2 separate regions of the Homo sapiens genome follow, and region 1 is linked to region 2. Evidence: chromatin loops called from intact Hi-C (ENCODE). Cell type or tissue: OCI-LY7. All regions are shown on one strand. Links, peaks and the distances in the headings refer to the core of each region. The heading gives the core; the rest is flanking DNA. Region 1 holds the start of LOC107985089 (a long non-coding RNA gene). Region 2 has its middle 22 kb from the start of SNHG20.

Region 1 (16,268 bases), core at 4,888-12,887, 250 kb before region 2:
ATTTTAGTTCACTGCAACCTCCATCTCCCAGGTTCAAGTGATCCTTTCACCTTAGCCTCCTAAGTAGCTGGGACTACAGGTGTTTGCCACCACGCCCCAGTTAATTTTTGTATTTTGAGTAGAGACAAGCTTCCACCGTTTTGACCAGGCTGGTCTCGAACTCCTGACCTCAAGTGATCCGCTCTCCTCGGCCTCCCTTAAAGTGCTGGGATTACAGGTGTGAGCCACCGTGCCTGGCCTTTGCTAACTCCAAGTTTTTAGACAAAGTTATGTTCCTTTAACCAATTGCAGATTAAAGAATCTCTGAGTAGGCCAGGTGTGGTGGCTCATGCCTGTAATCCCAGCACTTTGGGAGGCAGAGGTAGGCAGATCACTTGAGGTCAGGAGTTTGAGACCAGCCTGGTCAACAGGGTGAAACCCCATCTCTACTAAAAATACAAAAATTAGCCAGGCGTGGTGGTGTGTGCCTATGGTCCCAGTTACTAGGGAGTCTGAGGCAGAAGAATCACTTGAACCCAGGAGATGGAGGTTGCAGTGAGTTGAGATCGTGTCACTGCACTCCAGCCTGGGCGACAGAGTGAGACTCTGTCTTAAAAAAAAAAAAAAAGAATCTTTGAAGCTGGACAAGGTGGCTCACACCTATAATCCCAGTACTTTAGGAGGCCAAGGTAGGAAAATCGCTTGAGCTGAAGAGTCGGAGACCAGCCAGGACAACATGGCAAGACCCCATTTCTGCAAAAAATTTAAAAATTAGCTGGGTGTGGTGACGTGCTCCTATAGTCTCAGCTACTTGGGAGGCTGAGACAGGAGGATTGCTTGAGCGTGGGAAATCAAGGCTGTAGTGAGCTATGATTGTGACACTGCACTCCAGGCTGGGTGACAGACTCTGCCTCAAAAAAAAAAAAAAAAACCAAAAAAAAAAACTCTGAATCTGCTTATGATTTGTAAGCCCCTACTTCAAGGTATCCCACCTTTTTGGACTAAACCAATGTGTATCTTCCATGTATAAAATCAAACTGTAGGCCGGGGACAGTGGCTCACGCCTGTAATCCCAGAATTTTGGGAGGCCGAGGCAGGTGGATCACTTGAGGTCAGTAGTTCTAGACCAACCTGGCTAACATGGTGAAACCCCATCTCTTCCAAAAATATAAAATATCAGCTGGGTGTGGTGGCACGTGCCTATAATCCCAGCTACTCGGGAGGCTGAGGCAGGAGAATCACTTGAACCCAGGAGGTAAAAGTTTCAGTGAGCCGGGATCGTGTCACTGCACTCTAGCCTGGGTGACAGAACGAGACTCTGTCTCAGAAAACAAACAAACAAAAAAACCAACTGTATGTAGCCCAACCACTTCTGGTGCGCTTTCTTAAGCCTTTTTGAGACTGTTACCCCAGGCCACAGGCACTCCTATTGGCTCAGAATAAACCTCTTTAAAACATTTTACAGAGTTTGGTTTTTCGTTAACTATCTTTTTTTTCTCCCCTCTTTGGGTACAGGGTCCTGCTCTGTTGCCCAGGCTGGAGTACAGTGGCATGATCTCACTGCAGCCTTGATTTCCGGGCGCTCAAGTGATCCTTCTACCTCAGCCTCCTGAGTAGCTGGGATCACAGGTGTGGACCACCATGCCTGGTTAATTTTGTTTGTTTTTTGTACGGACAAGGTCTCTCACGATGTTGCCCAGGCTGGTCTTGAACTCATAGGTTCAAGCCATTCTCCTGCCTCGGCCTCCCAAAGTGCTGGGATTACAGGTGTGAGCCACCACACCCCGCTGTCCTGTGCAGATTTTTTTTTTTTACCACTTGTCTCTCTGTGTTGGAAACTGCAAGGTATTCACAGTAAAGCCAATTTTTTTTTTTTTTTTTTTTGAGACAGATTCTCGCTCTGTTGCCCAGGCTGGAGTGCAGTGGCGCGATCTCAGCTCACTGCAACCTCTGCCTCCCGGGTTCAAGGGATTCTCCTGCCTCAGCCTCCCGAGTAGCTGGGATTACAGGCATCCGCCACCACACCTGGCTAATTTTTATATTTTTAATAGATACAGGGTTTCACCATGTTGACCAGGCTGATCTCAAACTCCTGACCTTGTGATCCGCCCGCCTCGGCCTCCCAAAGTGTTGGGATTACAGGCAGGAGCCAAGGCGCCTGGCCGGTAAAGCCAATTTAAACTCAGTGGAGCCTGCAAGCATTAATTAACACTTCTGTTTGAAAATGGTAAAGTGACAGAGCCTGCCAAAGAAAGGCCTCAGAGCTCTCTTTACCAGAGTTGCCGGGAGTGAAGAGATGAAAAATGACCTTGGGGGAGCTTCAGAATTAATTTCATTTCATGCAAAGAAAAACAAGGTTAAAAACATTTCAAGGCAATAAAGTATCTTCAAGTGCCAGCACTGGGCAAATAAACCAGCAGTCCCAGGTGGTGGGGGAGAAGTGATCAATGGAGCAGGGTGTGTGCCAAGCAGGGGACTTCAGTGTCAGTGCCGCTCTATGCTGTCTAAGAAGGGGGAGGTGGGAGTTACACAGTCAGTGTGTCTTCAGGGTCAGAGAGATGCACTCTCGGAGTCCCTGTCACTGGTTTTTAGGCTGCTGGTTGATCTGAAGGCACATGTTTTCAATTCTGCAGCAGCTGCGGGCCTTCCTAGTTCCTGGAGCCTTGCTCTTTTTCTTTCTTTCTTTGTTTCTTTTTTTCTTTTTTATTTTTTTTGACATGGAGTCTAGCTTTGTCGCCAGGCTGGAGTGCAGTGGTGCGATCTCAGCTCATTGCAACCTCCACCTCCCAGGTTCAAGCCATTCTCCTGCCTCAGCCTCCCACATAGCTGGGACTATAGACGCACACTACCACGCCTGGCTAATTTTTGTCTTTTTAGTAGAGATGGGGTTTCATCATATTGGTTAGGCTGCTCTCAAACTCCTGACCTCAGGTGATCCACCTGCTTTGGCCTCCCAAAGTGCTAGGATTCTTTTTTTTTTTTTTTTTTTTTTTTTTGAGACAGAGTATCACTCTTGTCCAGGCTGGAGTGCAATGATGCCATCTCGGTTCACCACAACCTTCGCCTCCCAGGTTCAAGCGATTCTCCTGCCTCAGCCTCCTGAGTAGCTGGGGGTACAGGCATTTGCCACCATGACCAGCTAATTTTGTATTTTTAGTACAGATGGAGTTTTTCCATGTTGGTCAGGCTGGTCTTGAACTCCCGACCTCAGGTGATCCCTCCACTGCAGACTCCCAAAGTGCTGGGATTACAGGAGTGAGCCACCACGTCCAGCCGGGATTCTTTTTAGGAGATGGGGTCTTGCACTGCTGCCCAGGCTGAAGTGCAGTGGTGCAATTATAACTCACTGCAGCCACCAACTCCTAGGCTCAAACGATCTTCCTGCCTCAGCCTCTCAAGTAGCTGGGACTAGTAGTATGTGCCACCATGTCTGGCTAATTTTTTTTTCTTTTTTGTAGAGGTGGGATCTTGCTTTGTTGCCCAGGCTGGTCTTGAACTCCTCAAGCCATCCTCATGCCTCGGTCTCCCACAATGCTGGGATTGCAGGTGTGAGCTACAGCGCTCCCTGGACAATCCTCTCTCTATTCTCAGAAGGGTTTCTCAGCCCAGCCCCTTTGACATTCAGAGTTCATCATTTTTTGTGGTTGTGTATGGCGTCGTGGGGGGCTGTCCTGTGTATTGCAGGATGTTGAGCAGTGCTCCCAGCCTCTGTCCAGTAGATATCAGGAGCTCTCCCTCCTGAAGTTATGACAACCGGAACCACCCCAGGTGTTGTGAAGTATCTCCTGGGAGCAAAACTGTCTCCCTGGCTCCCTGAGAAGCACTGTTGTGGGGAGTGGCAAGAGTTAGCTGAGTCTGAAGACTTCTGAGGCACTCAGAATTGAAAAGGGACTGCTGCGGTTTGGAATGGGTCAAGTTTATCTCTTTGAGTAAAACTGTCTCCATGGGCTGGGTGTCTGACGCCTGTAATTCCAGCACTTTGGGAGGCCAGGGCAGGTGGATCGCTTGAGCTCAGGAATTCAAGACCAGCCTGGACAACATGGTGAAACCCCATCTCTACGAAAAAAAAATTAGCGTGCGTGGTGGTGGGCGCCTGTAATCCCAGCTACTCGGGGGGCTGAGGTACAAGAATTGCTTGAACCCAGGAGGGCGGAGGTTGCAGTGAGCCGAGAGTGTGCCCCTGCACTCCAGCCTGGGCAACAGAGTGACCCTATCTCCAAAAAATAAAAAAAAAGTTTTCACATAATTTAGCACTTAATTGTTTGGTGGGTGTGGTGGAAAGAATCATGAGTGCCCAAAGATGCCCATGTCCTAATACACAGAGCCTGTTACCTTATATGGCTGTGATGAAGTTAATGATTTTGAGAAGGGGATTGTCCTCGATTATCTGGGTGGGCCCAGTGTCATCATGGGGCTCTTGTAAGAGGGAAGCAGGAGGGTCAGAGTCACAGAAGGAGACGTGATGATGTCATGTCAGAAGCAGAAACAAGAAACCCGGCACGGTGGCTCACACCTGTAATCTCACACTTTGGGAGGCTGAGGTGGGCAGATCATTTGAGCCCAGGAGTTCCAGACCAGCCTGGGCAACATAGTGGGACCCCATCTCTATAAAACAATACAAAAATTAGCCAGGCACACACTGCCTGTTGTTCCAGCTACTTGGGAGGCTGAGGTGGAAGGTTTGCTTGAGCTCAGGAGGTCAAGACTGCAGTGAGCTGAGTTTATGCCACTGCACTCCAGCCTGGGCAACAGAGAGAGAACCTGTCTCAAAAAAAAATTTTTTTTTAAAGAGACATTATTTTTTAGAGCATGTGTAGGTTCACAGCAAAATTGAGCAGAAAGCATAGAGTGCCCACATATCCCCTATTCCTCCTCCCCCACCCATAACCCCCCGACTATCAACGTCCTCCATAGAGTGGGTTTGTTACAACTGATGAACCCACATTAACACATCACCATCTCCCCAAGTCCCTAGTTCACACGAGGGTTCACTCTTGATTCTATGGATTTTGACGAATCTATATGGCATGTGTCCACCATTATAGTGGCACATAGAATAGTTTCACCAAAATTTTACCTTTTTTTTTTTTTTTGAGAAAGGGTCTCACTCTGTTGTCCTAGGCTGGTGCACAGTGGTGTGACCCTTGGCTCACTGCAACTTCACTGCAGCCTGAGACCTCCCAGGCTCAAGTGATCCTCCCACCTCAGCCTGTGGCTACAGGCACACACCATCACACCCGGCTAATTTTTGAATTTTTTGTAGAAACAGGGTTTTGCCAGGCCTGGCGCAGTGGCTCATGCCTGTAATCCAAGCACTTTGGGAGGCCGAGGTGGGCAGATCAGGAGGTCAGGAGTTCGAGACCAGCCTGGCCAACATGGTGAAACTTCGTTTCTACTAAAAATACAAAGAATTGGCTGGGGGTGGTGGTGCACGCCTGTAATCCCAGCTACTTCAGAGGCTGAGACAGGAGCATCACTTAAACCCGGGAGGCGGAAGTTGCAGTGAGCTGAGATCACGCCATTGCACTCCAGCCTGAGCGACAGAGCAAGACTCCATCTCGGAAAAAAAAGAGTTTTGCCATGTTGCCCGGGTTGGTAACCCCTGAGCTCAAGCAATTTGCCCACATGGTCCTCCCGAAGTCCTGAAATGACAGGTGTGAGCCGCTGTGCTGGGCAAAATTTTATTTTTTATTTTTTTTATTTTTTGTGAGACAAAGTCTTGCTTTGTTGCCCAAGCTGGAGTGCAGTGGTGTGATCTTGGCTCACTGCAACCTCTGCCTCCCAGGCTCAAGCGATCTTCCCACATCAGCCTCCCAAGAAGCTGGGACTACAGGTGTGCACCATCATGCCAGTTAATTTTTGTATTTTTTGTGGAGACAAGGTTTCATCATGTTGCCCAGGCTGGTCTTGAACTCCCGGCCTTAAGGAATCCACCTGCCTCAGTCTCCTGAAGTGCTGGGATTACAAGCGTGAGCCACTACACCCCAGCAAAATTTTACTTTTAATGAAGACTGCGGACCACAAGAAATGCTAGCATTGTCAGTATTGGCTCACTCAGTAGGTACCCAGTGTCATTCCCAGACAGCTTCACCTAGCACCTATAACTTTGGCCAGTTGTCTACTAAATTATTTGTTATAAGGAGGAGCAGGCAAGAAAGATCAGTGTAAAAATCACCCCAACTGTATGAAAAATGTTTAAAGCATGCCTCCTTATTGGGATAAATTCTGCAAATCCCCAGCTCCTACTGTAGGGTAGAGGAAAGGAATACACCAGAGAGCAAAAGCCACAGAGCTGTGCCCTCCCAGAACCTCCAATCCAACACAGCATCACACAGAGCTTCAGCAACACTGGCTGTGCACAGTCTGCACACCCGGAACAAGCCAGGATTTGCCCGGATAAAACAACACAACTTTCTTATGAGACATTCGAGCTGGGCTTTCAGCTCCTAGCAAAGTCCTATGTCAAACAAGGCCAGGCCAAGCTCCAGGATGCCCGACCCCTGGGCAGGTTTTCTCTCCCAAGGTTTCCTCTTTCCTCCAGTTTGTTGCTTGCCCTGTCAGGGTCTGAGGAAGGATGACAACAGAGAAACCTAGATTCTGGTCCCATGTGGGCATCTGCAGGCAAGTCATAGACACTCTGGACCAAATATCCTCATCTGAAAATAAAGGTTTGGCCATGATGGCTTCCAGGGTGTCTGTTAGTCAAGAAATATTCTGGGCCTGGTGTGGTGGCTCACATCTGTAATCCCAGAACTTTGGGAGGCAAAAGCGGGAGGATTGCTTGAGGCCAGGAGTTCAAGACCAGCCTGAGCAACATAGCAAGACCCCCATCTCTACAAAAAATAAAATAAAAATTAGCTGGGCATGGTGGCATGCACCTGTAGTCCCAGCTACCCAGGAGGTTGAGATGGGAGGATTGCTTGAGCCTAGGAGTTCAAGGTTACAGTGAGTTATGATTGTGCCACTGCACTCCAGCCTGGGCAGCAGAACAAGATCCATCCCAGCACTTTGGAAGGCCGAGGTGGGTGGATCGTGAGGTCAGGAGTTCGAGACCAGCCTGGCCAACATGGTGAAACCCTGTCTCTACTAAAAAAAATACAAAAATTAGTTGGGCATGGTGGTGCGCGCCTGTAATCCCAGCTACTCGGGAGGCTGAGGCAGGAGAATGGCTTGAACCTGGGAGGCGGAGGTTGCAGTGAGCCGAGATTGTGCCAGTGCACTCCAGCCTGGGCGACAGAGCAAAACTCCATCTCAAAAAAAAAGAAGGGAGGAAGGGAAGGGAGGGAGGGAAGGAGAGAAGGAAGGAAAAGAAAGAAAAGGAAGACAGGAAGGAAGGAAGGGAGGGAGAGAGGGAGAGAAGGAAGAAGGAAGGAAGACAGAAAAAGAAAGGAAGGAAGGAAAATGCTCTCATTCGGCTGGGTGCAGTGGCTCACGCCTGTACTCCCAGCACTTTGGGAGGCCAAGGTGGGCGGATCACCTGAGGTTGGGAGTTCGAGACCAGCCTGACCAACATGGAGAAACCCAGTCTGTACAAAAAATACAAAATCAGCTGGGCATGGTGGCACATGCCTGTAATCCCAGCTACTAGGGAGGCTGAGGCAGGAGAATCACTTGAACCTGGGAGGCAGAGGTTGCAGTGAGCTGAGATCGCGCCATTGCACTCCAGCCCGGGCAACAGAGCAAAACGCTGTCTGAAAAAAAAAAAAGAAAAGAAAATGCTCTGATTCTCACCCAGGTGGAGTCCCTGCAGGACCCATGCTCACCACTGTTTCTATGTCCCTAGTCAACCAAACACCACCAACCCTTAGCTAGTAGCTTCAGATGAATTCCAAATGCCTAGGCAAAAGTTTTAGCCATGGCCCTCTGGCCTTCTAATCCTTCATGGCTTACCAAATTAACAAATTCCAGGCGGAAATGGTCTCTTGAAGTGTGTAGGAATCACTGTGCTGTTTTTGAAGTCTTGCATGAAAGAAACCTCAGGGCTCGGAGACCAGGCTCACATCCTTTCGTGCCCTGCAGAGGGCGACCCGCTCTTGCAATCGGATTTTCTGTATTGTGAGGGAGTTACTGTGAAGTGTGCCTCCTTTTTGTGTGGCTAACCCCCAGGGCTGGGACGGAAGAGGAATTGAACTGGCATAGTAAATTAAAATGCAATTTGAACTTCAATGCAGCCTTTCAAATGAGGCTCTGCTGCGCTCTCCTGACACCCCTCCTCAATTCTTCTCTGGGGTGGCATGGAGGTATCTGATGTTCCTATTTAAATCCCTGAGTTCATACACTGTCCTTATCTGTCATTTCCTCTTTGAAAGGCACTGAGAACTCAATTCAGGGAAAATTGAAAACCTTTCCAGATATTACTGTTTTGAAAGTGGTTTTGCCAAAAAATATAACAGCAAATAAACTCTAGTAAGAATGAGATTCATTTAGCTCTTGTTGCCTTTGACCTCAGAAGAAAACATCTAACAGGAAGCCTAGAAAGTCACAGTTAAATATATAAATTCATTTTGAACTAAGAGTCCTTTTTTTTTTCTTCAGCACTAGAATTCCTGCAGTAGAACAGGTATATATATATGTATATACATTTTTTTACATCAAAACCACTTAGACCAGGTGCGGTGGCTCATGCCTATAATCCCAGCAATTTGGGAGGCCAAGGCAGGTGGATCACCAGAGGTCAGGAGTTTGAGACCAGCCTGGCCAACATGGTGAAACCCCGTCTCTACTAAAAATACAAAAATTAGCCGGGTGTGGTGGCGCATGCCTGTAATCCCAGCTACTCGAGAGGCTGAGGCAGGAGAATCGCTTGAACCTGGGAGGTGGAGGTTGCAGTGAGCTGAAAATACGCCACTGCACTCCAGCCTGGATGACAGAGCAAGACTCCGTCTCAACAACAACAACACTTAATGCTGCCTCAGGTTGCTAAGAGGAGCCTGGAGAGTGGAAAGTTGTGTGCACAGGAGAGACTTTAGTCCACTGTCATTTGTGCCTTTACCATTGTCGTCTTTTCAGTGGCCCTTATTATTGGGGAGTTTTGCTGCTTGTAGTCATTCAATGACATTTTCCTCTAGCCCTCAGTGACTGCTGCAATCCCCTTTTCTTTTCTCTTTCTTTTTTTTTTTTTTTGAGATAGGGTCTTGCTTATTGTCCAGGCTGGAGTGCACTGGTGCAATCACAGCTCGCTGTAGCCTCGATCTCTGTATTAGTCCATTCTCACACTGCTATAAAGAAATACCTGCAACTGTGTAATTTATAAAGAAAACAGGTTTAATTGGCTCACGGTTCTGCAGGCTGTACAGAAGGCATGGCTGGGAAGGCCTCAGGAAACTTACAATCATGGTGGAAGTTGAAGTTCCATATCTGGAGCAGGAGGAAGAGAGGGGGGAGGGGCTACATACTTTTAAACAACCAGATCTCATGAAAACTCACTGGCACAACAACAGCCAGGAGGAAGTCCACCCCCATGACCCAGTCACCTCACACCAGGCCCCTCCCTCAACACTGGGGATTATAGTTCTACAGGAGATTTGGGTGGGGACAGAAATCCAAACCATATCAACCTCCCAGGCTCAAGCAATTATCCCACCTCAGTATCCCAAGTTGCTGAGACTGCAGGTGTGCCAGGTGTGCACCACCATGCACAGCTAATTATATATATATATATATATATATATATATATATATATATATATATTTTTTTTTTTTTTTTTTTTTTTTTTTTTTTAAGAAATGGGTTCTCACTATGTTGCCCAGGCTGATCTCGAACTCCTGAGCTCAAGTCATCCTTCTGCCTCGGCTTCTCAAATTGCAAGAATCACATGCAAGAGCCATTGAGTCCAGCCCCTTTGCTTTTCTACGTGAACTTAGTATGGGAGTTATCAGGTTGATTCTGGAGGTCATTTGTCCCTCACCTGCATTCAAGGAATAGATTCTCCCATCCTCAGTGTTTGCCATCAGAAAGACGTAGCTGCCATCCAACTTAAGCTGCCCTTGCTGGAATTTAGATGAATTTTCCTGTTATCTTTATAGGGTGAGTCGGTTACCCTTCTGTAGTGGGTGAAGTCGTGTCCCCCAGAAAAATATGTCCAAGTCCTAACCATCGGTACTTGTGAACTTAACCTTATTTGGAAATAGGGTCTTTGCAGATGTCATTAAGTTGAGGATCCCCAGAGGAGATCATTCTAGATTCAGAGTACCTACTACATCTAATGACTGGCATCCTTATAAGAGAAAGGAGAGGGAGATTTGAGACACAGAGACGCATAGGGAAAGGTGACATGAAGATGAAGGCAGAGGCCAGACATGGCAACTCACACCTATAACCCCAGCACTTTGGGAGGCCAAGGTGGGTGGATCCCTTGAAGCCAGGAGTTTGAAACCAGCCTGGCCAACATGGCAAAACCCCATCTCTACTAAAAATACAAAAATTAGCTGGGTGTGGTGGTGTGCACCTGTAATCCCAACTACTTGGGAGGCTGAGGCAGGAGAATCACTTGAACCTGGGAGGTGGAGGTTGTGGCGAGCCGAGATCATGCCACTTCACTCCAACCTGGGTGACAGAGTAAGACTCGGTCTCAAAAAAAAAAAAAAAAAAAAAAAGATGAAGGCAGAGATGGGAGCGACGCGTCGACAAGCCAAGGAACTCCAGCTATTGCTGGGAGAGGGCGTGGAATGGATTCTTCCTTGGAGGCTCCAGAAGGAACCAGTCCTGCCAACACTTCGATTTCAGATTTCTGGCTTCCAAACTGTGAGAAAATACCTGTCTGGTGTTTTAAGCCACCCAGCTTGTGATAGTTTGTTATGGTGACCCGAGGAAAGTAATACGCCTTCTCTCCAGGGCATTAACATTTGGGCAAGGGTGTGTAATGATTCTCTCATTTTTAACTTCCAGTTAAATAATCCTGTTTTTGAATAATTTATGTTCTAAGACTTCCATTTTTAGATGCTTTCCTTCTGTGCCCCCTTCCCTTGGGCCACTGCAGACTTCCCTTGGCACTTCTTCTTCTCCCAGAGGTCACCTCCCAGCAGGCTCTGCTCCGGGGATGCCTGGTGGGTGGAGGGCTGCCTCTTCCCCCACTTCACTGGGGTGGGCTGCTTACATCTTGAGGCTCAATCACATGCATCAGAAGCTGCAAAGTCCCAGAAGGCAGATATTGTTTTCTCCTACCTTGTCCTCAGTTTGCTGTTGATTTCCTAAAAATAGACTTTACCTTTTAATAACTTCCTAGCTTGCCATAATTGCCAGGTCCCATGCTGTTGGATAGATGGGACAGGCAAGAGCTCGGCAGCCACTGTGAGTCCCTCCTGTAGGGGAGGGCAAATGGCAAGGGTTGTCCCAGAGGGCCCCAGAGTGCTTGGCCCAGGTGAGCCCTGCTCTGAAAGGAGAGACTTGGATCCCCTTTGCCCTAACCTGGGGCCAAGCTCTGAAAGGACAGAGGTTCCCTTCTGCTCTGAGCTGCCTCCTCTGGGCTTGCAGGAGAGGGGATAGCAAAGGCTCTACCCAACCTCAGCAGCTGGGGGAGTCCAGAGGCCTCTGGAGTGCTCTGCAGGTGGGCAGCCTGGGGCTCTCCACAGTGTCTCAAGGGACAGCTTCCCCTGGGGCACCACAGTGGGAAAGATGCCAGGCAGAGAAGTTCCCTTTTTCCTCCGGGCTGTGTTGAAAGGTGGTTACTGGAACCACTTACTCTGTTAACAAAAATCAACTGTCTGTCCTTAGGTTATGAAGGGTGGGGGATGGAGGGCGCAGTGTGGGGAGGGAAAGTTGGAGTCGGGGGTGCATAAAGGGAATTGACTTTGCAGTCCCAACTCTTCTTTTCTAGAATCCAAGATTCAGTCTCCCCTTGGATGACAGCGTCTCTCTCTATGTCTAGTTTTGTAGGATGGGGATCCAATTTTATTAAGGTAGAGAGGGCAGGTCCTTGCCATGCAGGAGGCAATCAGGAGGAAATCACTCCAGAGCAGTTGGCATGCTCTCAGGTCCATCTGGCACCTGCCCCAGGGCTGCCTTGCTAGCAGAAACCATTCTGCCCTTAACCTCCGGTACCCTGCCAAGGAGGTCGCCATTCCTGGGGCATCTGCTGCTATTGGGAGCAGGCTTCCTGGCCAGGGGCCAGCTGTGAGGGCCCCTTTTCTAGGAGCAGAGTAGGAAGCCATGCGGTGTGGGCACAGGCTGCCAACATGATGATCCTCTCCCTATGCTGCCGAGAGGGGCCTTGGGGACAGAGAAGCTTGGGTTCACATTACATCCCCCCACTTCTTAGATGTCACCCTGAGCAAAGGTGTAACTTTTCCAGGCCTCGATTTCACTGCAGCACTCAAGAAATGGCTACTTCATGGGGTTAAGGTGAGCATCATTTAGGGGGTGCTCAAATGGTCCTTTGATTAGGTATAAATAAGGAGTGAGACCACTTTGCACAGAGGAGACCCTCAATAAATTCAGTGAATCAGAAACATCACAATTATCCCCTTCTCCTGAGAGAAGGAGCATGTGGACCAATGCCAGCCTAGATCAAAATGCTGGTCGTCCTTTTTTTTTTTTCTTTTTTTTTTCCTTGAGACAGACTCTTGCTTTGTTGCCCAGGCTGGAGTGCAGTGGCATGATCCCCACTCATTGCAACCTCCGCCTCTTGGGTTCAAGCAATTCTCTGGCCTCAGCCTCCAGAGGAGCTAGGACTACAGGTGCATGCCACCACACCCAGCTAATTTTTGTATTTTTAGTAGAGATGGGATTTCACCATATTGACCAGGCTGATCTTGAACTCCTGACGTCAAGTGATCCACCTGCCTGGGCCTCCCAAACCGCTTGGATTACAGGCGTGAGCCACCGTGCCTGGCCATCTTTTATTTATTTATTTATTTATTTTGAGATGGAGTCTCACTCTGTCACCCAGGCTAAAGTGCAGTGGCGTGATCTCAGCTCACTGCAACCTTCGCCTCCCAAGTTCAAGCAGTTCTCTGCCTCAGCCTCCCAAGTAGCTGGGATTACAGGCTCCCGCCACCATGCCCAGCTAATTTTTGTATTTTTAGTAGAGACGGGGTTTCACTATCTTAGCCAGGCTGGTCTTGAACTCCTGAGCTCTTGAACTCAGCTCAAGTGATCCACCCGCCTCGGCCTCCCAAAGTGCTGGGATTACAAGCGTGAGCCACCGCACCTGGCCCATGTTTTCTTTTTTTTTTTCTTTTTCTTTTTCTTTTTTTTTTTGAGATGGAGTCTTGCTCTGTTTCCCAGGCTGGAGTGCAATGGCGCAATCTTGGCTTACTGCAACCTCCACCTCCCGGGTTCAAGCGATTCTCCTGCCTCAGCCTCCTGAGTAGCTGGAATTACAGGCGCCTGCCACCTCGTCCAGCTAATTTTTGTATTTTTTAGTAGAGATGGGGTTTCGCCATGTTGGCCAGGCTGGTCTCGAACTCCTGACCTCAGGTGATCCACCTGCCTCAGCCTCCCATAGTGTTGGGATTACAGGCATGAGCCACCATGCCCGGCCCACCTTTTCCTTTTAAACAATGGATTTTGCCACTTGATCTGGAGCTGGGGTCCTGGAGGCCTGGGTCAGGATGGGAAAGGGGGTGGGGTCAGCCCTGGCTGTGGCAGAGAGGCTCCGAAGCTCTGGACCCGGCAGAGTGGAGTGCAGGAGGCTCTGTTCCTCTTCTGGCACGGGGCCAGTGGATGCTGGCCTCCACTCAGCATCACTTCATGGTGACATCAAGCCCGTGATCTTCAAGGCACTTTGTCAGTGTACAGCCAGCAGCATTATGTTGGAGCTGTCCCTCATCTTTGCAATCATCTAGTTCAAGCTCCTCTCTTCTGCAGCTAAAAACGTGGGTGCTCATGCTGAGATCACCCACAAGCACTGCCCAGCTGTCACTTGGGCCTCTGAAGGAGGCCAGTGAGGAGGAGGAGTGTGTGGGGCCACTGGGCCTAGCACCCTCTGGGTATGAGCCTGGGCTTTAGAATGAGGTGGAAGGTGGAGGAGGTGGGTATTGGGAAGCGGCAGGAGGGCTTTTGGGAAACTTGGAATTCCCACTCTCAGTGACGTGTCTTAGGAGCCCCCTGGAACATTTCTATTTCAACTGAGTTGATCTGAGGAACTCTGACCACCATTTTCACCCAGTGGCATTCAAGGTAAGGAAAAGCGAATATTTTTTCTTGTTGTTGTTTGAGACAGGGTCTCGTCTGTCACCCAGGCTGGAGTCCAGTGGCACGATCACAGCTCACTGCAGCCTCAACCAACCAGGCTCAAGCAATCCTCCTACCTCAGCCTCCCGAGTAGCTGGGACTAACAGGTAGGCACCATCATGCTCGGCTACTTTTTGTATTTTCTTTTTTATAGAGGTGGGGTTTTGCCATGTTGCCCAGGCTGGTCGCAAACTCCTGGACTCAAGTGATCTTTCTGCCTCAGCCTCTCAAAGTGTTGGGATTACAGGCGTGAGCCACCGCACCCGGCCATAATTATTTTAAATAGAGTTGAAGTCTCACTGTGTTGCCCAGGCTGGTCTCAAACTCCTGAGCTCAAGTGATCCTCTGGCTTTGGCTTCCCAAAGTACTAGGATTACGGGCATGAGCCAGGGTGCTTTGCCTAATTTTTAATTTTTTTGTGGAGACAGGGTCTTGCTATGTTACTCAGGCAGATCTTGAACTTCTAGCCTCAAGCAATCCTCCTGCCTCAGCCTCCCAAAGCGCTGGGTTTACAGGCGTAAGTCACTGCTTTTGGCCTCCTCTAACCTTGATTCTGTATTCCCCTCTCCTGGGTGCCTGTGCACACATACACACACACATTCACCCGCTTATACATTTGCACATGCACCTGTACACTTGCACACTCTCCCTCATAAACTTTTTTTTTTTTTTTTTGAGACAGAGTCTCGCTCTTGTCACCCAAGCTGGAGTGCAATGGCATGATCTTGGCTCACTGCAACCTCTGCCTCCTGGGTTCAAGCGATTCTCTTGCCTCAGCCTCCCGTGTAGCTGGGATTACAGGCATGTGCCACCACGCCCGGCTAATTTTTGTATTTTTAGTAGAGACAGGGTTTCACCATGTTGACCAAGCTGGTCTCAAACTCCTGACCTCAAGTGATCCACGCACCTCGGCCTCCCAAAGTGCTGGGATTACAGGCATGAGCCACCGCGCCGGGCCCCTCATAAAGTCTTGCACACACTCAAACGCTCACCCACCACACCTACACACACCACACACACTCCCTGTCCTGCACACCTCTGCACACACGCACCTGCCCAGAGCACCTTGCTGGTTCCCCCGCTCCTGCTCTTGGATGGTTGAGCTTTGCCGAGACACGTCTGGAAGTGGAGTTGATCTGCTCACCCTCCGTTTTGCTCCCCCGACCCCAGCCCTTCCTGGGCTGTGTCTCCTCTTGACTGTCCTTCAGCTGCCCGCAGCCTTGCCTTCAGCATCCTTCCACCCACCTTGAGTGTTCCACCGTAAACCTACCCCCTGCTCTGGGATTCGCCTCATGCTTTCCTGAGCTCAGTGCCATCCTGCATTTCCCTCTTCAGCTCCTCTCCTCACGGTCAGCCGGGCTGAATAGGGTCCCTCCCTCCCTGCCATTTGATGGCCCATCGGTTGACTGATTCCTGTCCTCTCATGCGGCTGAGCATAGCCGGGGTGTTAGTTTCTTGTGGCTGCTGTGATGAATGACCACAAACCGGATGTCTGGACAGCAGGTATTTTTTCTCTCTTTATTTCTGAGACAGAGTCTTACTCTGTCGCCCAGGCTGGAGTGCAGCGGCACGATCTCAGCTCACTGCAAGCTCTGCCTCCCGAGTTCATGCCATTCTCCTGCCTCAGCCTCCAGAGTAGCTGGGACTACAGACGCCCGCCCCTACACCCGGCTAATTTTTTGTATTTTCGGTAGAGACAGGGTTTCACTGTGTTAGCCAGGATGGTCTCGATCTCCTGACCTCGTGATCCTCCCGCCTTGGCCTCCCAAAGTACTGGGATTACAGGCGTGAGCCACCGCGCCCGGCTGACAGCAGGTATTTATTTCAGTTCTAGAAGGCAGACATCCAAAATCAAGGTGTGGGAGAGCCGTGTTCCCTCCGAAGGCTCGAGGGTAGGGTCCGTTTCTTGCCTCCTCCAGCATCTGGGGGCTCCAGGCACTCCTTGGCTTGTGGCTGCATCACTGCAGTCTCTGCCTCGGTCTTCACGTGGCCTCCTCCTCCTTTCTCCTGCATTTTCCAGGAGGAGCTTAACTCCAATGACAAGTGTCCTTATAAGAGAAAATGGGCCGGGCGCGGTAGCTCACGTCTGTAATCCCAGCACTTTGGGAGGCTGAGG
Region 2 (16,268 bases), core at 5,568-13,567:
TTGGGAGCTCGAAGGGCTTGTTTCACTCCAGCCTCTGAGCCTGCTGTGTGTTCACAATGGTGTAGGAGCAGTGACAGTTTCCTAAACCCCCGTCTGTGGGAATCTCAGGTGTGTGTGTTACCTATGTGTGCAAGTGCCTGCGTGAATGTGTGTGTGTTTCCCGTGCTTAGACTTGCCGTATAAGTACTCATACTTCCTAGGAATCTGTCCAAAAGAATTGAAAACAATAGGCCAGGCATGGTGGCTCACACCTGCAATCTCAGCACTTTGGGAGGCCAAGGCGGTAGGATTGCTGAGGCCAGAAGTTCGAGACCAGCGAGGCCAGAAGTTCGAGACCAGCCTGGCCAACATGACTAAACGCCATCTCTACTACAAACACAAAAATTAGCTGGGCGTGGTGGCGTGTGCCTGTAGTTTTAGCTATTTGGGAGGCTGAGGCAGGAGAATTGCTTGAACTCTGGAGATGGAGGTGGCAGTGAGCCGAGATCGCACCACTGCGCTCCAGCCTGGGTGACACAGTGAGATTCCATCTCAAAAGAAAAAAAAAGGAATTAAAAACAATAGAAACAGCTGGGCACAGTGGCTCACACCTGTAATCCCAGGACTTTGGGAAGCCAAGGCGGGTGGATCACATGAGGCCAAGAGTTCAAGACCAGCCTGGGCAACATGGTGAAACCCTGTCTCTACTAAATTACAAAAATTAGCTGGGCATGGTGGTGTGTGCCTGTTGTCCCAGCTAGTCAGGAGGCTGAGGCAGGAGAATCACTTGAACCAGAGAGGCAGAGGTTCCAGTGAGCCGAGATTGAGCCACTGCACTCAGGCCTGGGCGACAGAGTGAGACTATGTCTCAGAAAAAAAAAAGAAACAAATACATGTAATATATATGTAATAACCAAAAGGCGGAAACAACCCAAATGTCCATCAATGAATAAAAAGATAAAATGCAGTATAGACACAAAACAGAAGCTTATTCAGCTATAAAAAGGAGAGGCTGGGTGCAGTGGCTCACACCTGTAATCCCAGCACTTTGAGAGGCTGAGGTGGGCAGATCACGAGGTCAGGAGATCAAGAAGAGCCTGGCCAACATGGTGAAACCCCGTCTCTACTAAAATACAAAAATTAGCCGGGTGTGGTGGCGCGTGCCTGTAATTCCGGCTACTCAGGAGGCTGAGGCAGGAGAATGGCTTGAACCAGGGAGTTGGAGGTTATGGTGAGCCAAGATCATGCCACTGCACTCCGGCCTGGCAATAGGGTGAGACTCCGTCCCCCTCACCCCCCCAAAAAAGAGAAAAAGATGGTTAATGTTTTTTATACAGAGACAGAGTCTTACTCTGTCACTCAGGCTGGAGTGCAGAGGTGCAATCTCAGCTCACTGCAGCCTCGAGCTCCTGGGCTCAATCATCAATCCTCCTACCTTAGCCTCCCAAAGTGCTGGGATTACAGGTGTGAGCCACCGTGCCTGGCCCAAGAGGGCTAATTTTATGTTATGTAAGTTTTGCCTGAATTTAAAAAAAAAAGTCATACTAATGGCATCTATCAAGCCAGGCTTTCACACAAAATAGCCCTTTATAGTCAAATTATTATTATTTTTTTAGAGACAGGTTCTCACTCTGTCACCCAGGCTGGAGTGCAGTGTCGTGATCATGGATCACTCGAATCTTGACCTCCTGGGCTCAACTGATCCTCCCGCCTCAGCCTCCGGAGTAGCTAGGACCACAGGTGTGCACCACAGCACCTGGCTAATTTTAAAATATTTTCTAGAGACAGGATCTCACTATGTTGCCCAGACTGGTCCCAAACTCTTGACTTCAAGCGATTCTCCCGCTTGTTCGTGTCCCAAAATGTTGGGATAATGGGCGGGAGCCAGTGTGGCCACTGATGGTCCAATTCTTTCTTCCTCTTTTGCTGCCCGTCTCTCACAGCCTGCCCCTTAGCCTCCGACTGTGAAGTTTAGACCCGAATTGGTCACACGGCACCTGTTCTCATCATCCCATTCTCTCCCCTTCCTTCGCTTGGTCCATAATCTGTATTTGTCAGAGAAAGGACTTCAGTTGCCGTGGGGATCTGAATGGACTTTGCTGAGGATTTTGGACCTTATTTTTATTTTTCAGACCATGTCTAAAAGAAACAAACGGCCCCAAGGCAGGGTTTGGGTGGCAGCCAAGCTACTGTGAGGTTCAGCTCTCCTGCTCACGCAGGACAAAGGGATGCACACACGGGTGGAGAAACATGGGGGTACTTTTTGCAATGGATGTGGGAAAGGGAACCACCAAGACTGTTATTGGCTGGGCACGGTGACTCACGCCTGTAATCTCAACACTTTGGGAGGCCGAGGTGGGCGGATAACTTGAAGTCAGGAGTTCGAGACTAGCCTGGCCAACATGGTGAAACCCTGTCTCTACTAAAAATACAAAAATTAGCCGGGTTTGGTGGCGCACACCTGTAATCCCAGCTACTGGGGAGACTGAGGCAGGAGAATCACTTGAATCCGGGAGGTGGAGGTTGCAGTGAGCCAAGATAGCACCACTGCACTCCAGCCTGGGCGACAGAGCAAGACTCCATCTCAAAAAAAAAGAAAAAAAGACTTCTATTTGGTGGCCTGTTTGCCTTCCCCATTACACTTTCACTGTGAGCTCATCAAGGGCTGGGACAGTGTTCTTCACTCCATTTCTCCAATGCCTGGGTCGTATCACGGACTTGGCACATGGGAGGAACCTCGTCAGTGTTTCATGAGTGAGTGAAGCCCACTCAGCGTTTGATGATGGATGAATGTTTGGATTCATTAACGAATGTGAATCACACCTCAAGCCGAGCTCCACATTAGATTCACCTGGGGAGCTTATCAACAGCCCTGTGATGGCTGCACCTAAAAGCAATTAATTCTGAATCTAGGGGTAGGGATGGGGCCCAGGCCTTAGGATTTTTTTTTTTTTGAGACGGAGTTTCGCTCTTGTTGACCAGGCTGGAGTCCAGTAGCGTAGTCTCAGCTCAGTGCAATCTCTGCCTCCCAGCTTCAAGCAATTCTCCTGCCTCAGCCTCCCGAGTAGCTGGGATTACAGGCACCCACCACCATGCCCGGCTAATTTTTGTATTTTTAGTAGTGATGGGGTTTCTCCATGTTGGCCAGGCTGGTGTCGAACTGCTGACCTCAAGTGATCTGCCCACCTCGGCCTCCCAAAGTGCTGGGATTACAGGCGTGAGCCACTGTGCCTGGCCCAGGCTTCAGGATTTTTAAGAGCCTCCCAGGTGATCTCAAGGTGCAGCCAAGGTTGAGAACCACTCACAGACAGAATGGGACATCTGGGACCTTAAAATTTCACACTAACATTTAGACACCGAAGTCCATGCAGAGGACATGGAAACCAAATAGAAACTAACAAGAAAGACACGAAAAACGACGGAAGCTGTGAATCAGGGCATAAAGATACAAGATATTGAGATCATACATAAAGAACCAGCGGGCATGGAACCGAGGGAAGGGCTAGCGCCTGTCCCGTGGGCCAGCACTTGCTAAGAGCCTGTTTTGTTCATGACACTCCCAGGAGCTGTGCTGTCTCAGTGAAGAGCATTACTTAGGAAAATCCCATTCTTCCCCCTTGACATCTCAATGACTTGGCTCCTGCCCAAACCCCCTGCTCAGGGTGGCTCTGGCCTTTGTTTTTCTCAGATTTGGTCTAAACAGTGAGGTTCTGGCGCCAGCTCGGACAGGCTCCCAAGGCTGTTCAAGTTTCAGGACGTTGGCAAACCAATTGTTCCATGGGACCATTATTTAAAAATAAATTATGTAAACTTAGAGTTACATCAATTACATAAAAAGATAGTAGATGCTCAAAACATCACTACTAATTATTTTACTACATTTTACTGCTATCTATGCTCTTTTAAAAATTTTAAGTGGGGACAGTTTCATTTTTTTTACTTTATTTTATTTATTTATTTATTTATTGAGATGGAATTTTGCCTTTGTTGCCCAGGCTGGAGTGCAGTGGCACCATCTCGGCTCACTGCAACCTCCGCCTCTCGGGTTCAAGTGATTCTCCTGCCTCAGCCTCCTGAGTAGCTGGGATTACAGGCCTGCGCCACCACGCCCGGCTAATTTTGTATTTTTAGTAGAGACGAGGTTTCTCCATGTTGTTCAGGCTGGTCTCGAACTCCCGACCTCAGGTGATCTGCCCGCCTCAGCCTCCCAAAGTGCTGGATTACAGGCATGAGCCACCATGTCTGGCCTGTTTATTTAGTTTTTGAGACAAGATCTTGCTCTGTTGCCCAGGCTGGAGAGCAGTGGTGGGATCATAGCTCACTGAGGGCTGGGTGTGATGGCTCACGCCCCTAATCCCAGCACTTTGGGAGGCTGAGGCGGGTGGATCATTTGAGGTCAGGAGTTCAAGACCAGCCTGGCCAACATGGTAAAACCCGTCTCTACTAAAAATACAAAAAATTAGCTGGGTAGGGTGCTGCACACCTGTAATCCCAGCTACTGGGGAAGCTGAGGCAGGAGAATGGCTTGAACCTGGAAGGGGGAGGTTGCAGTGAGCTGAGATCACACGACTGCACTCCAGCCTGGGCGACAGAGTGAGACTCCACCTCAAAATAAATAAATAAATAAACAAACACATATATACATACATACATACATACATACATACATACATACATACATACATACATAGCTCCTTGTGGCTTCGAGCTTCCAGACTCCTGCCTGAGCCTCTGGAGTGGCTGCGATTACAGGCTCAAAAGGTCCTCGGCTCCAGCCATCTTGCTTCGGTCAGACCTGCATCAAATCCCAGTCTTTCCCATCCTTTCTCAGTTGGTGACACATTGATGAACTTCCTATATGATCAGGATCCACCAGGGATGGCGCACAGCTGCAATAGAGCAGTATCTGTCAATTGCCATTGAACCCCAAGGCCAACCCTGCCTGTTGAAGTGTGTGTCACTTGGATGCTGGGGAGAAATTGTGCTTTATCTGTAAAGCTGGAACACCTTTCCTCTAAACAGCAAATGATTGTTCACGATACCCAATTATTTCTTTCTAAATAATTATTTTTTTCTAATTTACTTTTGAAGCATAATGTACATACATTGACATGTACATATCTTTTGTTGTTGTTGTTGTTGTTGAGATGGAGTCTCAGGCCGGGCGAGGTGGCTCACGCCTGTAATCCCAGCACTTTGGGAGGCCGAGGCGGGCGGATCACGAGGTCAGGAGATCGAGACCATCCTAGCTAACATGGTGAAACCCTGTCTGTACTAAAAAATACAAAAAATTAGCCGGGCGTGGTGGCGGGCGCCTGTAGTCCCAGCTACTCGGGAGGCTGAGGCAGGAGAATGGCGTGAACCCGGGAGGCAGAGCTTGCAGTGAGCCGAGATTGCGCCACTGCACTCCAGCCTGGGCGACAGAGCCAGACTCCGTCTCAAAAAAAAAAAAAAAAAAAAAAGAATCGCCTGAACCCAGGAGGTAGAGGTTGCAGTGAGCTGAGATCATGCCACTGCATTCCAGCCTAAGGGACAGAATGAAACTCCGTCTTGAAAAAAAAAAAAACCGGGTGCAGTGGCTCACACCTGTAATCCCAGCACTTTGGGAGGCTGAGGCGGGCAGATCACTTAAGGTCAGCAGTTCAAGACCAGTCTGACCAACAAGGTGAAACCGTGTCTCTACTAAAAATACAGAAAATACAAAAATTCGCCAGGTGTGGTGGCATGAGCCTGTAATCCCAGCTACTCAGGAGGCTGAGGCACAAGAATCACCTGAACCCCAGAGGTGGAGGCTGCAGTGAGCCAAGATCGTGCCACTGCACTCCAGCCTGGGCAACAGAGCGAGACTCTGTCTCAAAAAAAAAAAAAAGAAAAAAAAAAGAAACAGGGTCTTGCCGTGTCATCCAGGCTGGAGTGCAGTGATTCAAACATGGCTCATTGCAGCGTCGATCTCCTGGGCTCAAGCAGTATTCCTGTCTCAGCCTCCTGAGTAGCTGGGACTACAGGCACTGACACCACAGCCAGCTAATTTTTTTATTTATATTTTTAGTAGAGATGGGGTCTCGCTGTGTTGCCCAGGCTGACGTTGTACTTTTGGTCTCAAGTGATTCTCCTGCCTTGGCCTTCCAAACTGCTGGGATTACAGGTGTGAGCCACCATGCCTGGCTGGCTTCTAGATTTTGAATCTCTATGTTGGAATTCAAAATAAACTTCGTTTGGCCAAGCAATTATTCTCTGCCTGTCTTCCTCTGGCTCCAGGTTTCAAAGACCCCTGAGGACAGAGAACTTCAAAAGGACCTCTGAATTTTGACCCTCAGGCCTCACCTTGGCACTAAGGCAGAGAGTGACAGGCCCTGAGGGGAGGGCCAGCGATCAGACAGCTTTGTCTAGGACATGGGATTGGAGAAAAGTCATGATATGTGAGTATAGTAATTTCCTGTTGCTACTGTAACAAATTGGCCACAACTTCAGCAGCTTAAAACAACACAAATGTATTAATTAGTTCACAGGTCGGAAGTCCAGGTTGGCTTGGCTAGTTTCTCTGATCCAGGTTTTATAAGGTCAAAGTCAAAGTGTCAGCCAGGCTGGGTTCTTATCAGGAGGTTCTAAGAAGAATCCATTTCCAACACCATCAGTTCCTTGAAGTGGCAGGATGGGGATCCTCTCTGTGCTGGCTGTGAGCCGGGGTCACTCTGTCCTAGACGTAGGCAAGCAAGCCCAGCCGCAAAGAACCCCGCTGCACTTTACTTAAACTACAGCTTCCCAACCCATTTTAGCCATGGAGCTCTTTTTTCACATAACCTCTCTCTCTCTCTCTCTTTTATTTATTTATTTATTTTTTTGAGACAAGGTCTTGCTCTGTCCCCCAGGCTGGAGTGCAGGGGTGTGATCACAGTTCACTGTGGCCTCCCAGGCTCAAGCAATCTTCCTGCTTCAGCCTCCCATGTAGCTGGGACCACAGGCACGCGTCACCACACCCAGCTAATTTTTATATTTTTTGTAGAGATGGGGTCTCGCCATGTTGCACAGGTTGGTCACAAACTCCTGGGCTCAAGCAATCTGCCCTCCTCAGCCTCCCAAAGTGCTGAGATTATAGGCGTGAGCCACCACGCCCAGCCCATAATCTTTTTTTTTTTTTTTTCCAAGATGGAGTCTCGCTCTTGTCGCCCAGGCTGGAGTGCAATGGCACAATCTCAGCTCACTGCAACCTCTGCCTCCCGGGCTCAAGCGATTCTTCTGCCTCAGCCTCCAGAGTAGCTGAGATTACAGGTACCTGCCAGCACGCCTGGCTCATGTTTGTATTTTTAGTAGAGATGTGGTTTTGCCATGTTGGCCAGGCTGGTATTGAACTTCCGACCTCAAGTGATTTGCCTGCCTCGACGTCCTGAAGTGCTGGGATTACAGGTGTAAGCCATTGCGCCCAGCCCATAATCTTTCCTAAGGTTCCGAAAGATATTAATATTTGGGGAAAAGTGAAATGGGAGCTTGTGCAATTTTTGTATCCCTAAAGTTTCATTGCTTCCTCTAAACTCTTTCTCACGACAATTTTAGCTCCCCTTCTCTTGTCCTAAGGTTTGGCTTTTGCACAGCTGGAGGGCATTTCTTGTACAGGGTGGGCTAACCAGGCCCAGGTCCTGCTTCAGCCCTGACTCCAAGGCTCTGATTCGTGACATCATGCAAGTTTCTGAGCCTTTCTGAACTTGGTTTCTTCTTCATTTTGTTTGTTATCTCAAGGGTGGTTGTGAGAACTAAATTGGGCAATGCACGCAAAATGCTTGGCCCATCATTTGCGATTGATAAATGTTACTCATCATTATGGGTTTTTTTTTAAGAACTAAAAAGTCTTCACTAACCTTCCCCTTTGCCTTTTTATCGCTGTCAACATCAGGTACCAAGAGCCTGTGAAGCATCTTACAAGGTGGCTGCAATTTTGGCTCAGGGAAACTAGATGTGGCCAGACTTGCACATAAATGACAATGGATGCTTCTCCCAAAGTTTCCAAAAATCTGGATGAACTAACCCAGAAGGATCCTGTCTGAATAAAGAACACTGCTCCAAGTGACCAGGAGGCCTCGATCTCTTTCTGCACTTATGGAGAGGGAAGGCTGTGCAGAAAGCTGCCCGTGGAAGGGACACACAGGTCCCTAATCTGACCCATAAGCATCCCACCCACCCCAGGGACCCACTGCAACCTGCTGCTGTGGCTCCCCACACACCTCCCTGGGCCTCCTTGACCTGACAGGTGAGCACTGCCTGACCCAGCAGCCTCTGGCCAGGTAGCCCCTGTGGGGAAGAGCTGCAGTTCTGGACAGCTGCCTGCTTCAAAATGGAGAGCCCAGGTGGCCTCCCCAAGGGCACCTTCTTCCTCTTTCTAAGTCAGAGCCAGCTAAGATGAATTTCTCTTGTACATGGTGGGCAAACCAGACCCAGGGCCAGTTTTGGGCTCTGTGTCCAAGACACTGATTTGTGACATCAGGTAAGCCTCTGAACATTTCTGAACTTGGTTTCTTCTTCACGTGAAAGCTCCTGGGCTTTCAAACCTCCATCCTCCCTGAATAGTGACTTTTGCCCCTGCCTTGTCCCTCACAGACACAGCTGGCTGCGGCGTCCTCCCTTTCCCCTCCCAAGGGGGCCGCCCTGCCTCTGCCCACCATGGGCATGTGGCCATTGCCGCTGGTTTAGACTTGGTCCAGCCTCAGTCTTGACTGCCATCTAGTGGCTCCCAGACTCCTGCTGGGATTCAAGTTCTCTGGTGAGAACTAAACTGATTTTTGTATCTTGCCCAAATTCCTAAGGGGTCTGGGAGTCATGACCTATAAATCAAAAATTCTCATCAGATGGGTTTTATTTAACCCTATATATTGTGATTTACTTTCCAACCTGACTCTGGCATAACATTACGAGACAAGGAAGAAAATCAAAATACTTTACCCCAAAACATGTTTCTTTGCCATATCTTGAAATGGCCCTGCAAAGCTGTCCTTTGTGGGGGAAAATTTGCATCTGTAAAGAATCTCTATTAACATAGCTAGCTCTTTTTCTTCCAGGCCCTCCCAATCCGAAACAGATTAACTAAAGCATCTTTTAGGTCCGGCGGGCATGATGGCTCACACCTGTAATCCCAGCACTTTGGGAGACCGAGGCAGGCAGAGCCCTTGAGGTCAGGAGTTCAAGACAAGGCTGGCCAACATGGTGAAACCCCGTCTCTACTAAAAATACAAAAATTAGCTGGACGTGGTGGTGCACGCCTGTAATCCCAGCTACTCAGGAGGCTGAGGCAGGAGAATCGCTTGAACCTGGGAGGTGGAGTTTGCAGTGAGCTGAGATCGCGTCACTGCACTCCAGCCTGGGCAACAGAGACTCCGTCTCAAAAAAACAAAACAAAAAAACCAAACACTATTTGTTAGATTTAGGGCCCACCTTTAGCATGACCTCGTTGTGAACCCAGAAGTACCTGAGAGACATCTCAATCAATTTGGAAAGTTTATTTTGCCAAGGTTAAGGACGCACCCGTGACACAGCCTCAGGGGGTCCTGACAGCATGTGCCCAAGGTGGCTGGGGCACAGCTTGGTTTTACACATTTTAGGAAGACATGAGACATCAATCAATATGTGTAAGATGTATGTTGATTCGATCTGGAAAGGTGGGACAACTTGAAGCAAGGGGCTTCCTGATTATAGGCAGATAAGAGAGAAACAGTTGCATTCTTTTAGCCTCTGATTAGCCACCTGATTACTGCATACACCATTTACCTGTGAGAGTAGTGTAACGGAATGGTCACTTATACCAGCGTCCAGCCTGGCTCAGTGAAACGATGGCGGCAAGGAAGCAGATATGCGTTTGCCTCAGGTGAGCAGAGGGTGACTTTGAGTTCTGTTTGTCCTTTGTCTACCGAATTTTCGTGTGGGAAAATTGTGAGAGAGGTGTGTAGCTTTTTTTTTTTTTTTTTTTTTTTTAAATCTTTGCAGTTCCCAGCCTTTGGCTTAGTGATTTCAGGGTCCCAAGATGTATTTGCCTTTTACATCATCTTTTTCTTTCTTTCTTTCTTTCTTTTTTTTTTTTTTTGAAACAAAGTCTCACTCTGTTGCCCAGGCTGGAGTGTAGTGGTATGATCTCAGCTCACTGCAACCTCCGCCTCCCAGGTTCAAGCGATTCTCCTGCTTCAGCCTCCTGAGTAGCTGGGATTACAGGCTTGCGCCACCACATCCAGCTAATTTTTTATATTTTTGGTAGAGATGGGGTTTTACCATGTGGCCAGGCTAGTCTGGAACTCCTGACCTCAAGTGATCTGACCACCTTGGCCTCCCAAAGTGCTGGGATTACAGGCGTGAGCCACTGTGCCCAGCCTACATCATCTTCATTACAGCTGCAAAGACCCTTTTACCAAGTAAGTCACATTTACAGGTACCAGCGATTAGGACTTGAACATATCTTTTGGAGGATACTGTTCAGCCCAAATCAGCCCTAAAAGACAGACCACTCAAGCCCCTCAGCTGAGTGGCACCTCCTCTTGGGCAGTGGATACGGGAGAAGATGCTCTCACACTGGCCTCTGAGGGACCAGTGTCCAGACAATTATTCTGAGTGTGAAAGAATGTTCTAGAAAGCCAGGCTGTCTTGGGTAAAGTGGTTAGCCTTAAATATGTAAAGGAAATGTTTACCAGATTAGCTCCAGAGCCCCTGGGAAGACAACAGCCAGGCAGTCAGGGATGTGCTGGCCAGGGGAAGATGTTGGATTCATCCAGGGCATTGGGGATAGCCAGAGCAGGGCCCCACAGTCTGGAGGATCTGGTGCTGAATGAGCAGTACCAGAGGGAAGGCTGCTGTCCCCTCCCCAGTCTCCCGGCCTGCTGCATCCCAACAGGTATGAGTCAGGTGGGTGGGGTGGATGCTAGAAGAAGCATGAGAAATCTTGGCCGAGTAAAGCTCACCCTGTTTCAACCTCATCTCTCTTAAACCAAGGTCATGCTCAGCCACACTGGGGAAACTGAGGCAGCCTTCTGCACTCTCCAGACCACAGGGGCTTTTTCAATAACTGTTTGGTTTCCTGTGGCTGCCATAACAAAGTAACAATAACTGAGTAGCTTACACAACAGAAATTTCTTCTGTCACCACTCTGGAGGCCAGAAGTCCAAGATCAAGGTGTCAGCAGGGTTGGTTCCTTCCACGGTTTCTGAGGGAGGCAGCTGCTCCCCGACTCTCTCTTTGGCTTATAGATGGCATCTTCTCCCTGTGTCTCTGCACATCAGCTTCCCTTTATGTGTATAACTGTGTCAAAATTTTACTTTTTTTTTTTTTTTTGAGACAGAGTCTCCCTCTGTCCCCCAGGCTGGAGTGCAGTGGCATGATCTTGGCTCACTGCAACCTTCGCCTCCCAGGTTCAAGCGAGTCTCTTGCCTCAGCCTCCCAAGTAGATGGAATTACAGGAGGCTGCCACCACACCCAGCTAATTTTTGTATTTTTAGTAGAGACAGGGTTTCACCATGTTGGCCAGGCTGGTCTTGAACCCCTGACCTCAAGTAATCCACCCGTCTCGGCCTCCCAAAGTGCTGGGATTACAGTGTGAGGTACAGTGCCTGGCCCAAATTTTACTTTTTTTTTTTTTTTTTTTTTTAGACAGAGTCTCGCTCTGTCGCCCAGGCTGGAGTGCAGTGGTGCGATCTCGGCTCACTGCAAGCTCCGCCTCCCGGGTTCACGCCGCCATTCTCCTGCCTCAGCCTCCCGTGTAGCTGGGACTACAGGTACCCGCCACCACGCCCGGCTAATTTTTTGTATTTTTAGTAGAGACAGGGTTTCACCATGTTAGCCAGGATGGTCTCGATCTCCTGACCTTGTGATCCGCCCACCTCGGCCTCCCAAAGTGCTGGGATTACAGGCGTGAGCCACCACGCCCGGCCTAATTTTACTTTTTATAAGGAAACTGGTCTTTGGATTAGAGCTCATCTTGATGACCTCATCTTAACTTGATTACTTCTGCAAAGACCCTATTTCCAAATAAGGGCAAGTTCTGAGGTCCTGAGGGTTAGGACTTCAACATATGAAAGACAGCAAGTGACACCTTTTCTCTGATGAGAACTGACCAGGAAGGTACAGGTGCTGCCCTCCAGCCAAGCACCACACCGTCAGACAGGCCTTCCACGAGGCTCTCATGAAATGCTGATCTGTGAGAATGTTCCAGGCAAATTAAATATCCAGCACCGAAGAAGCCAAGTGGCTTGGAAAAATGCATGTAAGGCTTCAGAAAAGACGGAGCAGTTGGACAGACAAGTGAGACAGCGCTAATTGGCAGCCACGTTTTGTTTTCTCCCCACAGCTGCCTCATGAAATTGTCAAACAACCGTACATGTTGAAGCCGTGAAATTAAAGACGTTAAAAAAACGGGCTAATGTTCTCAGAGACCACGCTTTAAAGACAGCTTTTGTTCCATATTCTGGGTTTTCTCAATCAGCAGAAAACACTGTGTCTCCAACTGACAGGGGCACAAAGAGATAAGAGGGAGACACCGTCATGAACATTTCTAGAGCAATTTTCTCTTCTATCTTATCACTGCCTTCAAGACACATTATTTTCATCTGAAGTGTGGTTCCAATTTGGGGAGTAAAAAAGCCTTTTCGTCTCTCTCATTCCTCTTTTTTTTTTTTTTTTTTTTCCTCTCTGTCTCCTGAGGGAAGCTTTGGGGAAGAACGTTCCTCCACTCTCCATGGTTTTGGAATCCCATAAAATATGCCAATGACTGGAGTGTTTTGGATTGATAAACGCCTTTCCAACCCACCATGCGGCTCCAGTACAAGCTGTCATGGCTACTATGCAAACCTGGTGCGGGGATGACCAACGTGGCTCACAGAAAGCAGGTGGGAGATGCAGACATGAAGAGGAGCCTGTCTGCCACTCTCTTTCCCCACTCCTCCCACCTCCCGAAAGCTGAGGGTGCTAAGGGCTGGGCAGATAGCTGTGGGGGTCCCATGTATGCCATTTTTTTTTTTTTTTTTTTGAGATGGAGTCTTGCTCTGTCACCCGGGCTGGAGTGCAATGGTATGACCTCAGCTCACTGCAATTGTGAGCTTCCCAGGTTCAAGTGATTCTCCTGCCTCAGCCTCCTGAGTAGCTGGGATTATAAGCACGCACCACCGCACCCGGCTAATTTTTGTGTTTTTAGTAGATATGGGGTTTCACCATGTTGGCCAGGCTAGTCTGGAACGCCTGACCTTATGATCCGCCCGCCTGGGCCTCCCAAAGTGCTGGGATTACAGGCGTGAGCCACCGCGCCCGGCCTCCATGTGCGCTTTATCCACCATTCCCTTCTCAGGCATTCCTCGCTTTCTCAAAGCCAAGGCCTGCATTTGTGTTTTCATCCGCCCATCACCAGTGACATCTGTGAAGCCAGCTTTATCATTCTGGCTTCAGAAGCGCCTTGTTCTTTGAGTACTTTAAAAACAGAAGTGGAGGGCCCGGAGGCCAAACCTTCCCTGTTCTTTTTCGTATCTGCCCCTGCAAAACCGGATAAAGGAGATTTCAAGAGCAATTTGGTGGGTGACAGCAACGGCCAGCCTCAGGGATGGTCTGAGCTCCTGGGACCTGGAGGCCACCCAAACTACTTGGGCAGATGAAGACAAGATCAAGATAACTGACTGCAACCTGGAGAAAGCACTTCTCACAGAATAGAAAAAAAAAAAGATTCTGGGTCCTCTTCTTGTTAGGCTTTCTTCAGATGGCTCTTGAGATCCACCTTGATGGAGTGGTTCTATCTTCCCTTCCCCTTCTCTCCCCTTTCTTTCCCTTCTCCTTCTTTTTTCTTTTCTCCTTCCTTCTTTCCTTCCTTCCTTCCTTCTTCTTTCCTTCCTTCCTTCCTTCTTCTTTCCTTCCTTCCTTCCTTCTTCTTTCCTTCCTTCCTTCCTTCTTCTTTCCTTCCTTCCTTCATTCCTTTCTTTCTCTCTCTCTCTTTCTTTCTTTCTCTCTCCTTCCTTCCTTGCTGTTCTGCAAATGGAGCAGGTTCTATCTTTCTGACTTTGCCTGAAAGGACTGAAGCAAGTGAACACTAGGGATAACATTTTTTCCTTGAGTAAAATCACCCTAGAAGGAAGATAACTGTGGTTACATCTAACTCAGGGGAGTTCCAGAAATAAATAGTGCATGCTGGACTTAAGTGTGTCCTTGAAAATAGCCATGACACTGAGCTTTTCTTTCTTTCTCTCCCCTCTTTCCTTTTCCTTCCTTTCTTAAGCAAAAGTGTGAAACCAGCTTGTGACATTTTCCCACTGGCAGGGGAGCTAGGGAGATGGGGTGAAGGGAAAACATGAGGATTGTAATCAAATGTTTAACTGGTTTATTGAGCAATCTCAGACTCAGGGGATATAAACATAAAATGGTTTTATATTTTCTCTAATCAATGCCTTCAGCCACACTCTGTCAAATTCCACTTTCTATCTCCAAATGACATTTTAAGCAGATCCTATATTTTTTTCTGATCATTTTCAGTTATTAGAAAGCTTTCCAGTTTTAAACCACAACCCCATGTCTAATTCAAAGCTCTGAGGTCCCATTCCCCCTGCAGCAGCCCAGCTGTGGCTCTGAGATAAGAATGGAGGTGCTCTCCATCTCTCTCTGAGGCTCTGGTACCACCTGCCCCCGGGTGGTCTCCATGGAGATGGTGTGCCCATCACTCCCCACCCGCCATGTTTCCTGGAGTGATGTTTAGACTGACACTGGACTTCTCCATTACTGAAGATACCTTCAGAAAGGGATGTCCAGCCAGGTGCGTGGCTCACGCCTGTAATCCCAACACTTTAGGAGGCTGAGGCAGGTGGATCACCTGAGGTCAGGAGTTCGAGACCAGCCTGGCCAGCATGGTGAAACCGCATCTTTCCTAAAAATTAGCTGGGCATGGTGGCAGGTGCCTGTAATCCCAGCTACTCAGGAGGCTGATGCAGGAGAATCGCTTGAACCCAGGAGGCGGAGGTGGCAGTGAGCTGAGATCACGCCATTGCCCTCCAGCCTGGGTAACAAGAGCAAAACTCTGTCAAAAAGAAAGAAAAAGAAAGAAAAAGAGAAGAAAAGAAAAGTAAAGAAAAGAAAAGAAAAGGGATGTCCATATTTCCCTTCAAGCTCTGCCAGTGGTCCATGCCCTTACCACCTTCTCTGGGTGAGATGTCCCTCACTGAGGGCACCCTGGGCGGGTCACGGCTCCTGCTTCCCTTTGGTATCATGGTCGTTCACACGGAGCCACAGGTATCAATGAGGTCCTCTGCAATGTTTTCTAAGTGCTGTAAACATATGGGTGGGGGACTCCCTATCCTTTTCTCCTGGGCAATTGCATCACAGTCCCTACCTGCGCAGCCATCACCAGCTGCTCCAGTCGGATTCTTTCAAGATGGGAAGCAGACCCCGGTCTCTACGCTCACATATACACTATACTCCTGGGAACCCAGGCCAAGCTCCTGGGCACACCTTCTCCATACCCCAGGCTGTCCTGAGAGCAGGAACAAAGGAGACTGCAGACTTGGCAGCTCTGTAAGCATCTGGCAGGGAGTGAGCTGCCCATGGCCTCTGCTTGCCGGCACCCCCAGTCTTGAAGAGTTATCTTCCTGGAGCCCCACTTGTTTGACTTGGCTGAGAGGGAAACACAGCCTCAGTCGACTTAGGTTTGGGGGAAGAACTCCTGTCCCCTCCCTCTACTAGAATGACAGTATGTAGAATAACACCATAATATATTAAACATCTATAATTAAAACAATTCCTGTACATGATTTCATTTACAATGAGAATATTCTACTGTTACCTCCATCTTATGATAAGAAAGTTGAGATTTAGCCAGACATGGTGGCTAACACTTATAATCCCAGCACTTTGGGAGGCCAAGGCGGGCAGATCACCTGAGGTCAGGAGTTCGAGACCAGCCTGGCCAACATGATGAAACCCCATCTCTACTAAAAATACAAAAATTAGCCCCACATAGTGGCACGTGCCTGTAATCCCAGCTACTCGGGAGTCCAAAGCAGGAGAATCGCTTGAATCCGGGAGGTGGAATTTGCAGGGAGCTGAGATCGTGCTGTGGCACTCCAGCCTGGACAACAGAGTGAGATCAGTCTCAAAAAAAAAAAAAAAAGAAAGAAAAACAGAAGGAAACTTGAGATTTAGGGGGGGATAAGTAATTTGTTCAAGATTGCACAAACAGAAGGGTATATTAGTCAGTTTTGCTCTGTAACAGAGAAACCTCACACATCTCAATGGCTTACAGCAAGTCTGGGCAAACTACTGCCACATCTAGCCCACTGCCTACTTTTCTGTAGCCC

What was found. Peaks named below come from ENCODE experiments on the same cell type or tissue, not always from the same donor. Only the 100,000 strongest peaks of a DNase experiment are listed, where the experiment ranks them.
Region 1: a loop joins it to region 2, with 5 times the contacts of the local background. A loop is called at or near these places in 29 of 110 quality-filtered maps.

Annotation. Positions count from the first base shown.
Region 1 is chr17:76,808,723-76,824,990 of GRCh38, forward strand. LOC107985089 (a long non-coding RNA gene) reads left to right here and starts at 14,218. Exons shown (of 4, transcript XR_001753021.2): 1 at 14,218-14,259. RefSeq lists a silencer at 3,671-3,871. In OCI-LY7, for the core only: CTCF peaks have their summits at 7,992 (motif pointing right), 8,196 and 11,494; DNase peaks (open chromatin) are centred at 8,009 and 11,519; H3K4me3 peaks cover 383 bases; H3K27ac peaks cover 950 bases.
Region 2 is chr17:77,058,285-77,074,552 of GRCh38, forward strand. No RefSeq gene overlaps it. Among named protein-coding and RNA genes, the nearest start is that of SNHG20, 22 kb to the right of the region's middle. RefSeq lists a silencer at 8,503-8,797. In OCI-LY7, for the core only: a CTCF peak has its summit at 8,696 (motif pointing left); a DNase peak (open chromatin) is centred at 8,677.